Linked DNA regions of Homo sapiens: region 2 is linked to region 1. Evidence: read pairs that join two places in POLR2A ChIA-PET (ENCODE). Cell type or tissue: PC-9. All regions are shown on one strand.

What was found. ChIA-PET counts read pairs that join two places held together with the same protein. Peaks named below come from ENCODE experiments on the same cell type or tissue, not always from the same donor. Only the 100,000 strongest peaks of a DNase experiment are listed, where the experiment ranks them.
Region 2: POLR2A ChIA-PET joins it to region 1 with 25 read pairs; 2 of 35 experiments call an interaction of 5 or more read pairs at or near these places.

What each region holds. Positions count from the first base shown.
Region 1 is chr17:20,100,443-20,105,442 of GRCh38, forward strand. All of the region lies in intron 2 of SPECC1 (sperm antigen with calponin homology and coiled-coil domains 1), which reads left to right. Among named protein-coding and RNA genes, the nearest start is that of SPECC1, 94 kb to the left of the region's middle. In PC-9, no CTCF peak of the experiment used is centred here; no DNase peak of the experiment used is centred here.
Region 2 is chr17:20,182,642-20,187,641 of GRCh38, forward strand. The region is part of intron 3 of SPECC1 (sperm antigen with calponin homology and coiled-coil domains 1); the gene reads left to right. Among named protein-coding and RNA genes, the nearest start is that of SPECC1, 180 kb to the left of the region's middle. In PC-9, no CTCF peak of the experiment used is centred here; a DNase peak (open chromatin) is centred at 2,530; H3K27ac peaks cover 1,305 bases.

The DNA of each region.
Region 1 (5,000 bases):
CGGGGAGGTTCTACAGTAGTACAGGGGATCCCACAGCAGACACCATAGACCACCACCTAGGTCCTACAGTTAGCATCTCACTATATTTGCTTTATAGGAAATGGATAGATAGGGTTTCACTGGTCAAAACAGGAACACTGAGACAAATCCACTGAAAGTAGAACTGAATACCTGACTTTCTTTTTTTAAATTTTAATTCGAATTATTATTTTTTTAAAATTTTACTTTAAGTTCTGGGATACATGTGCAGAACATGCAGGTTTGTTACATAGGTATAAATGTGCCATGGTGCTTTGCTGTGCCTATCAACCAGTCATCTAGATTTTAAGCCCCGCATGCATTAGGTATTTGTCCTAATGTTCTCCCTCCCCTTGCCCCCTACCCACCAACAGACCCGGGTGTGTGATGTTCCCCTCCCTGTGTCCATTTGTTCTCATTGTTCAACTCCCACTTATGAGTGAGAACATGCAGTGTCTGGTTTTCTGTTCCTGTGTTAGTTTGCTGAGAATGATGGCTTCCAGCTTCATCCATGTCCCTGCAAAGGACATGAACTCATTCTTTTTTATGGCTGCATAGTATTCCATGGTGTATATGTGACGCATTTTCTTTATCCAGTCTATCATTGATGGATGTTTAGGTTGGTTCCAAGTTTTTGCTATTGAAAATAGTGCTGCAATAAACATACATGTGCATGTGTCTTTTTAGTGGAATGATTTATATTCCGTTGGGTATATACCCAATAATGAGATTGCTGGGTCAAATGGTATTTCTGGTTCTAGATCCTTGAGGAATCACCACACTGTCTTCCACAATGGTTGAACTAATTTACACTCCCACCAACAGTGTAAAAGCATTCCTATTTCTCCACAGCCTCACCAGCATCTGTTGTTTCCTGACTTTTTAATGATCGCCATTCTAACTGGCGTGAGATGGTATCTCATTATGGTTTTGATTTGCATTTCTCTAGTGACCAGTGATGATGAGCTTTTTTTCATGTTTGTTGGCTGCATAAATGTCTTCTTTTGAGAAGTGTCTAAATACCTGACTTTCAACATTGGCCTGAACTGAAGGAGCAGTGAAAGAAAGCAGGGTGCAGAGGCTGGGGACGTGGACACTCAGGGAGGGTGCATACACTCCTGTAAATCCTCCTTGTGGTATCTGAGCACAGCCCAGAAAGAAGAGAACCTGCAGTGTCATTTGCGAGGCCCAGGTCTATTAATTGGGGTCCTCTTGGTTGCAAATGATGAAACATTGGCTTAAGCTTGCTTCAGCAGAAAAGGAATGTACTGAGCAGATCCTAAGGCTCCCATGTCACTATGAGCGGGACAAAGGTGCATTTTAACAAACCCTTCCTGTGACTCTGATGTCTGCTCAAGTTTGAGAAGCGGTGTCCAACCATAACATGTTATCCACCAGTAACGACCAGATTATGTTATGTCTGATGATTTTAGGGCTGTGAATTCTTTTCTACATCTTTGTGGAATTGAGAGGAATTTCTTAGTTACTTTAATCTGTGAGGCATTTGAACTTTTTCCTTTTATATACTTTCTTATACAGGTGGTTGGCAGCTTAAATATCAGTGAAGCTGTTAATGAAGATACTTACTAAATAGCAAAGCAGCACCGAAGTGCACACCTTCATAGGATCTTCTGGAGCAAGCCAGAAATCTCAAGTGGTGCTGTGGCCAGGAAACAAAGCAAAAAATGCAGTGGTGAATAGAGAAGGAGCAAGAATTAGTAACTGAGACTGGTAGCTTTCCTTTTGATGTTGCATCCAAAAAGCAGTGACAAAGTAAGAGTAGCTACCTTCAGCTGTTTGTTTTGAAGGACACGTGGGATCAGTTTTTTGTCTTTATGTCCTACCCCCAGGAAACCTTTTAAGCTACCAGTCTTTTTCAAATGGAATTCCTCGTGGAAGGTGCAGGGGAAATGAAGTGCTCCCCTTGAAAGCTTTGCTGCTACCCAAACTCCATGCCCTATGGGAGGGAGGTGGCACAGCACTGGCCTGCAGCACATCATACTTATCCTGTTGTCTGGGAAGGACAGGACCACATCTACCCACAGTGCAGCATAAAATCCCCTAGTCCAAGAGGAGACAGAGTCAGCTGAGTGTGGCTGGCTCACAAAATGGAACACAATAGCTGATGTGTGTTATCTCTAGCTGTGCCTGGTGCATCACAGGCAGGCACACTATGCATTTTTACTGAATATTGTTCTTGGATGGATTTACCGAAGAAGAGCCTGAGGTTCAGAGAGGTTGATGACTTGCTTGATGTTCTATTGTACTCTCTGGAATCCCCGTTGCATTGCGTTCATTTTTCCTAAAAACACTCCCCTCCTCCCTCCTCCTCCTTGCCTTAATTTGAATTTAGTTTTTACAGGATAACAATAGTAAAAACAATAATGATGATTTTCATTTGTTATCGTTATAGTTGGTGTCTGTTCAATGCATACTGTGTCAGACACTGTTATCCTAAGCACACTGCATGGCTAACTTGTTTAATCCTCAGAGCAACACTCTGAAGTGGGTACCATGATCATACTTACTTTTTAGGTGAAGAAACCAAAGCACAGAGAGGACGTGATTTGCCCAAGGTCACACAGCTAAGCACTGGCAGAGCCAGGATTCAGACCCAGGTGGTCTGTATTTTCAGCCCTTGGCCACTAAACTGTGCTGCCACGTGACATAGCTTTTTTCCCAACCCCTGTGACGTGGGATGGGGACCTCCTGGCTCCTGTTGGTCTTCAGCCTGGTGTTGCTGTGGAAGACACCCACCCCTCCAGAATGCCTCCCTGCCCTCTCTGCCTGAGAAAAACTGAATCATGGCCTCTTCTGTGAGGTCTTGGGACTCCCCCAGCCCCTCCTGGGCTTTCTCCACATTCGTTTCTCTGCAGCTTAGTGCTGTCCTCAGTGTGTTCTGTGTGGTTATATGGGAACCTCCTCTTTAGGTGGTTAACTCTGATCGGCAGGGCCTCCTGATTCACTTTGACATTCATGCCATATGCACAGCATACAGATCTTCTAAGTGGACGTAGGCTAAAGATGTACGTCCAGCCTCTAGTGGGTTTTTGGTAAAGCTTAGCTGAATTACAGTGTTCAGAATGGGAGGGACAGGAATGGAGAAGCCACAAGCCCGACAGAAGCAGCCCTGGCAAAGTGACAAGAAGGGAGGGAGGGGTTTGGAGCTGTTTCTCCTGCCGATCTTCCCTTCCCTCTCCCACATACATGTGGAGGGCTGCTGCAGTCTCCCTAGGAGCATGGCATCCCAGGAGGAGTGCCCCCCTCTCTCCCCAGGACGTCCGCATCCCCCGTCCACTTCCTCCTGGCACTGAAATCTGGACTTTATCTCACTGCAGGATTCACTGAAAGGCTGTTGGATGGCTGGAATCCCCTTCAGCCTTTACAGCTAACATACTAGGTGTTCCCATATTCTAAGGGCTCTTTTACTGTGGGTGAGCTGGCTGGAGGAGAAGGGGAGAGGAGAAGGGGGACGAGAAAGGGAGCCCCACCCTCTGCTCAGGACCCATTGTTCACATTCTTTTCCGTGTGAAATGTTGCTGCATCCAGGCCCTAGGCTATGAGTGGTGGCATTTCTATGTTTGTGGAATGAATATAAAGTCTGTTTTAGGATCAGTGGACAAAAATCAGCATGTTTGAAGTGGAGGTTACAATCAGTTGGTTAGTACGATATTTGACATTTACCCTGGGCCCTTAATGGTGCAGTTTTTCTGATGTAAGGAGGGTGAAAAAGCAGCCACTATGTGTACTAAACAGAAGGCGTGATGAGTACAGTCAGTGCAGGATCGTGAAGGCATCAGCACATTCCTTCTTCAGCTAATCAGCCCAGACAGTGTGGGGTATTTTTGTATTCTCTGCTGTTTGTGCTCTGAGTACATGTGCACAAAATGCAGTGACACTGATCAATAAACTCTTTAAGCCTAATAAGCATATGCAGTCTCATAGCAATGAGGACATAAACAGGGAGAAGGATCTTAGGTGATTCAAATTCTCTTTTGTTGGCCAGGCACGGTGGCTCATGCCTGTAATCCCGCCACTTTGGGAGGCCGAGGCAGGTGGATCACCTGAGGTCAGGAGTTTGAGACCAGCCTGGCCAACATGGTGAAATCCCGTCTCTACTAAAAATACAAAAATTAGCTGGGTGTGGGGGCACGTGCCTGTAATCCCAGCTTCTTGGGAGGCTGAGACAGGAGAATCGTTCAAATCTGGGAGGCGGAGGTTGCAGTGAGCCGAGATTGTGCCACTGCACTCCAGCTTGGGTGAAAGAGTGAGACTGTCTCAAAAAAAAAAAAAAAAAAAAAAAAAAGAAAAAAAAATTCTCTTTTGGAGGTGAGGAGACTGAGCTACCAGATCCAAACCTTTCCAGGGCTCCATGGCTCACAGGTTGCCCGATTCCTAATACAGCATGGTACTTCATGCCCTCCTTCCAAAGGAGGATTTAGATTTTGTTTGTAAATCTAAAGATGCTTCTGTTGCTGCCAGCCTGGAGAACCACCATGGAGAGCCACTAGGAAAACAGCTGCAATGATGATGTTGAAGATGATGAGAGCCTCCAACATTTATGTTCTTAATAAAATGCTTTAAATTTTTAACTAAGGGCACAACTCTAGAGATACGCCAACTGCTTTCTCTTTTTTTTTTCGGTGGGGGGGCGGGAGACAGGGTTTTGCTCTGTTGCCCATACTGGAGTGCAGTGGTGCAATCATGGCTCCCTGCAGCCTCGAACTCCAGCGATCCTCCCGCCTCAGCCTCCTGAGTAGCTAGGACTACAGGCACGCAGTGCCACACCCCACTAATTTTTAAAAAAGATTATTTGTAGAAATGGAGTCTTACTATGTTGCTCAGGCTGGTCTTGGACTCCTGACCTCAAGTGATTGTCTTGCCTTGGCCTTCAAATGTTTTCTCCATTTTAGAATTGAGGAACTGCAGCATCAGTACCTGGGTCATATAGGTAGGAAGAAGGAGCGCTGCTCCCTTCACCA
Region 2 (5,000 bases), 82 kb after region 1:
GACCTAATGTCATATAAGTACGTATTTGTGACTTAGTATAACATTTTCAATGACAGCGTAATACTATCATTGGATTCAGAAAGTACTGAGTCTCAAGTAGCTTAGAGGATAGAGGAAAGGGGTGAAGAAAGAGAGAACCAAGGTGATGCATGATACCTGCACTGCCTGTTAAAGAGAGCTTCCAGAAAATGCTTCATCCGCTTGGCCAGAACCTAGCCATCTGGCCACACCCAGCTGCAAAAGACGTTGGAAGTGTTCTGGAACCACCAAGTGCCCAACAAAAAGTTGAGTTAATGAGGAAGAAAAGAGAACAAATAATGGGGTACAACTAGCCTCTACTTGGACATAGGTAGTACTCTGGGGGAAAACATTATAAAATATGCTGAAATATTAGTACGCTTGTAAACAAATAAAAGTAAATGCCAAAAGAGGTGGCGGTAGAGGTCAGTAGGTATAGGGTGATGAGCAATCAAGTGGCAAAAAAGAAAAACAAAGGTGTTCAACATCAGTAGTAATCAGAGAAATGCACATCAAAAGAAATCACTTTTCGACCTTCAAAAATAATAACTTCCAGTGGTGGTAAGTGTACAGAGAAACAATTACTCCTATATGTCTACCCCTGTGGTGTGTGAATGATTGCAATCTTTTTTATAAAGCAATCCGGCAATAATTTTGAGATTGAAAATATGTTTCTCTTGAGGAATCCAGGAATTCTGTCTTGTAGACATAAAAGCACAAGTACATACTTAACGTTGCAAATGTAGGAAAAGTTTGCTAATTGCAGTACTTTTTTTGTTCTGGCCCGAATCTAGGAATACTGAATGTCCCTCAGTAGGAATTGGTTAAATAAATTATAGTACAGTCATCCTCAGTATCCTTGGGAGATTCATTCCAGAATCTCCTATGGATACTAACATCCACAGATAACTCAAGTCCCTGATATAAAATGCTATAAAATGGCATAGTATTTGCATTTAAACTACGCACATTCTCCCATATAGTTTAAATGATGTCCAGATTACTTATACTACCTAATACAATGTAAATGCCGTGTCATTTGTTGTTATACTGTATTGTTTAGGGAATAATGACAAGAAAAACATGTCTATATACATTCAGATGTACCCATCCCTTTTTCCCCCAAATATGTTCTATCTGTGGTTGGTAGAATTCTGGGTGGGGAACCCAGAAATATGGAAGGCCGACTATATCATTCTTATGAAATTTTATTAAATAAGAATGATGTCAACCGGGCGTGGTGGCTCACGCTTATAATCCTAGTACTTTGGGAGGCCGAGGCAGGCGGATTGTCTGAGCTCAGGAGTTCGAGACCAGCCTGGGCAACACGGCAAAACCCCATCTCTACTTAAAAAAAAAAAAAGACAAAAAATTAGCCAGGTGTGGTGGCACGTGCCTATCGTCCCAGCTACTCGGGAGGCTGAGGCATGAGAATCGCTTGAACCCGGGAAATGGAGGTTGCAGTGAGCTGAGATTGTGCCACTGCACTCCGGCCTGGGTGACAGAGCAAGACTCCTGTCTCAAAAAAAAAAAAAAAAAAAAAAGATGTAGAGGTAAGAAATATTATTAAAAAGGACAAGTGAGAGCTATTTCCTGAAGCTATGACCAGGATGTATTATCAGGTGACAAATATAACTCACAAGAGAGTGTTTACACCTTTATGTCATAGTGCCTATGCTGTGATCCCAAACGAAAGGCTAAGCATGTTTGTGTCAACACAGAGAGAATGTATTCTTGGAAGAATACATTCTTTCCAGGCTGTTCATAATGATTATCCCAGGCAAGTAGGGGATTTTGATTATTTTGCTCTTAGAAACAGCATGTATTGTTTTTATATGTGAGGGCTTAGGGGAGTTTAGTGATTAAAAGTATGAACTTTGGAGCCCGCATTTCCTGAGTTTGAATTCCAGCTGAAGCTGTGTGATCTTGGGCAAGTTATCTCTACTGTGCCTCAGTTTCCTCCTTGGTAAAATATTTGTAGAAACAGGACCTACTGTATATAGTTTCAAACAAGTCAGTATATGTAAAGTATTTGGTACCGTAGAAGTTCTACATGAGAGTTCTATATAAGAGAGGGCCGGCTTTATTATTTTTAAACATTTTAAGTATTATTATTAAAGTAAGTCAAGGGTAGAGGAAAGGTCATTGTATTCTTTCCGTGGTAAAGTGCTGAACATATTTTCATCAGTCCTAGAGCTTGATTTTGAAGAACATGGTGATGCAGCAAAATATTTCTTAATTATGCCTTTGCCTCGTTTTCAGTGGAGTGAAGAAACAGGATCAGCTGGCCTGAGAAAGTGCGAAGCACAGAGTTTTGTATTTAACAGCGAGTGGGCTTTATAGCTGTCTTCACTGTGTTTTTGGAATTGGCTGATTGTCCACAGAATTCACACTGGTTCGATGTCTAAACACTTCAGTGATGCAAAAATCAGTTTGGGAAATAGAGACACTTGAATGAATGGGTTTTGAGATAAAAATCTGTCTTGTCATCCTCCTGAGGTGGAGCAGATTGCATTTTCCAGCTGAGGCTGTGACTCTCCCTTGTCCCACATGCCCTCCTACAGTGTGACTCTGCCACTTCCTCTGTTAAGGGATCTACTTCTTGAATTTGGGCAGCCCTAGAACCGCTTCAGCTGGTAGAAGAGGGTGGAAGTGCTCCTCTGACTGCTGAGGCTAAATTATAAAAGGCTGTGCAGGCCCCTCTTGTTTGCGGGGGCACTTGTGCTTGGAGCCGTGAGCCGTTCTGTAATAAGTCCAACCACTGTGAGGCTACCATGCTGGGGAGACTACCACATGGTGCTCCAGCCCACAGTCCGTGGAGCTGTCATCTCAGCCAGGGTTTCGGATGGCAGGAGCCACCTCCTAGTGTCTATGTAAGAATGGCCTAGCCAAGCTCTTCCCAAATTCCTGACCGGCAAAATGATCAGAAAATAAAACGGTTGTGTTAAGTGATGAGGTTATGGGGAAATTTGCTCTGAAACAGTGGTGGCAGGAATGTAAGGGTTAGTAAACAGCAGCGACTCTGTGATGAAGGAATTCATTCATTCATGTTGGAAAGACCTTTGCAGAGCCAACCTCCACTACTCCTTGCACCCAGATTGATGGTCCCATGAACCAGAAGCATTTGTCTAGTGATAATCACAGGAGTCTTCAAGTGTGGTGTCCTGTTTTGTATTTTTATTTATTTATTTTTTTTGAGGCAGAGTCTCTCTGTGTTGCCCAGGCTGGAGTGCAATGGCACGATCTTGGCTCACTGCAACCTCTGCCTCCCAGGTTCAAGCTATTCTTCTGCCTCAGCCTCCTGAGTAGCTAGGACTACAGGCGTGTGCCACCACACCCAGCTAATTTTGGTATTTTTAGTAGAGGCGGGGTTTCACCATGTTGGTCAGGCTGGTCTCGAACTCCTGACCTCAGGTGATCCACCCTCCTCGGCCTCCCAAAGTGCTGGGATTGCAGGCATGAGCCACTGCACCCAGCTTGTGTTTTGTATTTTTTATTTCACGTTGCATTTTAACTACAGACACATCTTGGTGATGTTGTGAATTCAGTTTCAGACCACCACAATAAAATGAATTACATGAGGTTTTTGGTTTCCTGGTGCATACAAAAATTATGTTTACACTATATTGTAGTCTGTTAAGTGTGCAATAGCATTACATCTTAAAAAAAGCAATGTACATGCCTTAATTTAAAAAATATTGCTAAAAAATGCTAACGAAGTAAGCCCATTCTGTTGGAGAAATGACACTGATAGACTTGCTCGATGCAGGGTTGCCACAAGCCTTCAATTTGTAAGAAATGTATTATCTGCAAAGCACAAAAAAGCAAAGCTCAATAAAGCAAGTGCTTGTATTGTGTCTCATGTATACTAAAAGTATGCCAAATGGTTTACGTGATTTTTGTATGTATGTATCTGCTTATGAGACAGGGTCTCACTCCCATCGCTCAGGCTGAAGTGCAGTGGTACAATCACAGCTTACTGCAGCCTTGACTTCCCAGGCTCAGGTGATCCTCCCACCTCAGCCTCTCCTGAGTAGCTAGAGCTGCAGGCAGACACCACCACACCTGGGTTTTTTTTGTATTTTCAGTAGAGATGGGTGTCTCACTATGTTGCCCAGGCTGGTTTCAAACTCCTGGGCTCAAGCAGTGCTCCTGCCTTGGCTTCCCAAAGTGCTGGGATTATAGATCATAGGTGTGAGCCACTGAGCCTGGCCAATTTTTGTTTTTAATTGTTGCCTGATGTCCCCTGCTGGGTCCTGAAGTCTTTTGGGTTGGTTTGTTTTCAACTGGCACACTACACCAGTTCTATGTGCTGTATTAATTATACAGGTTTGAGTATCCCTTATCTGAAATGCTTGGGACCAGATGTGTTTTGAACTTTGGATTTTTTTTTTGTATTTTGGAATACTTGCATTATACTTAGCAATTGAGCATCCCTAATCTGGAAATCTGAAATACTCCAATGAGTGTTTCCTTTTATGGTCATGTCAGCACTCAGAATGTTTAGGGTTTTGTATTTTTTTCTGAATTAGGGATGCTCAACCCGTACCAGTATACTACACCAGGGAACTGACTCGGCATTGGTCAGACCACATTTTGAACACTTTTTGGTTGACTTCCCAGCATTTAACCCCGTCTTCTCCCAGGAATTCTCTTTAGCTAATTCCCACTTTAAAGTGAGTCAGCATATCACCCTGGTCTCAGTGAGTCAAGGATGGCAGAGACTCAATCAGAATGAGTGTTGAGTAGATGTTTTTTGGGGTGCCTGGGAGAGAGTCCCCGCTCTTTGCTGGATTTGATGGTGTGCAGATGTGAGCCCTGGAGCTGCCAGTACCATCACATAGCCATGAGGGCAGGCAGCTTATTGATGAAGGTGACCTGTGGAGGAAGGGAGGAGCAGAAGATGGAGAGAAATTGACCCTGAGAGAACATCTTTCAGTTGAGCCAGACCTGAAGTTGGACTTGATCCTAGACTTTCAGTT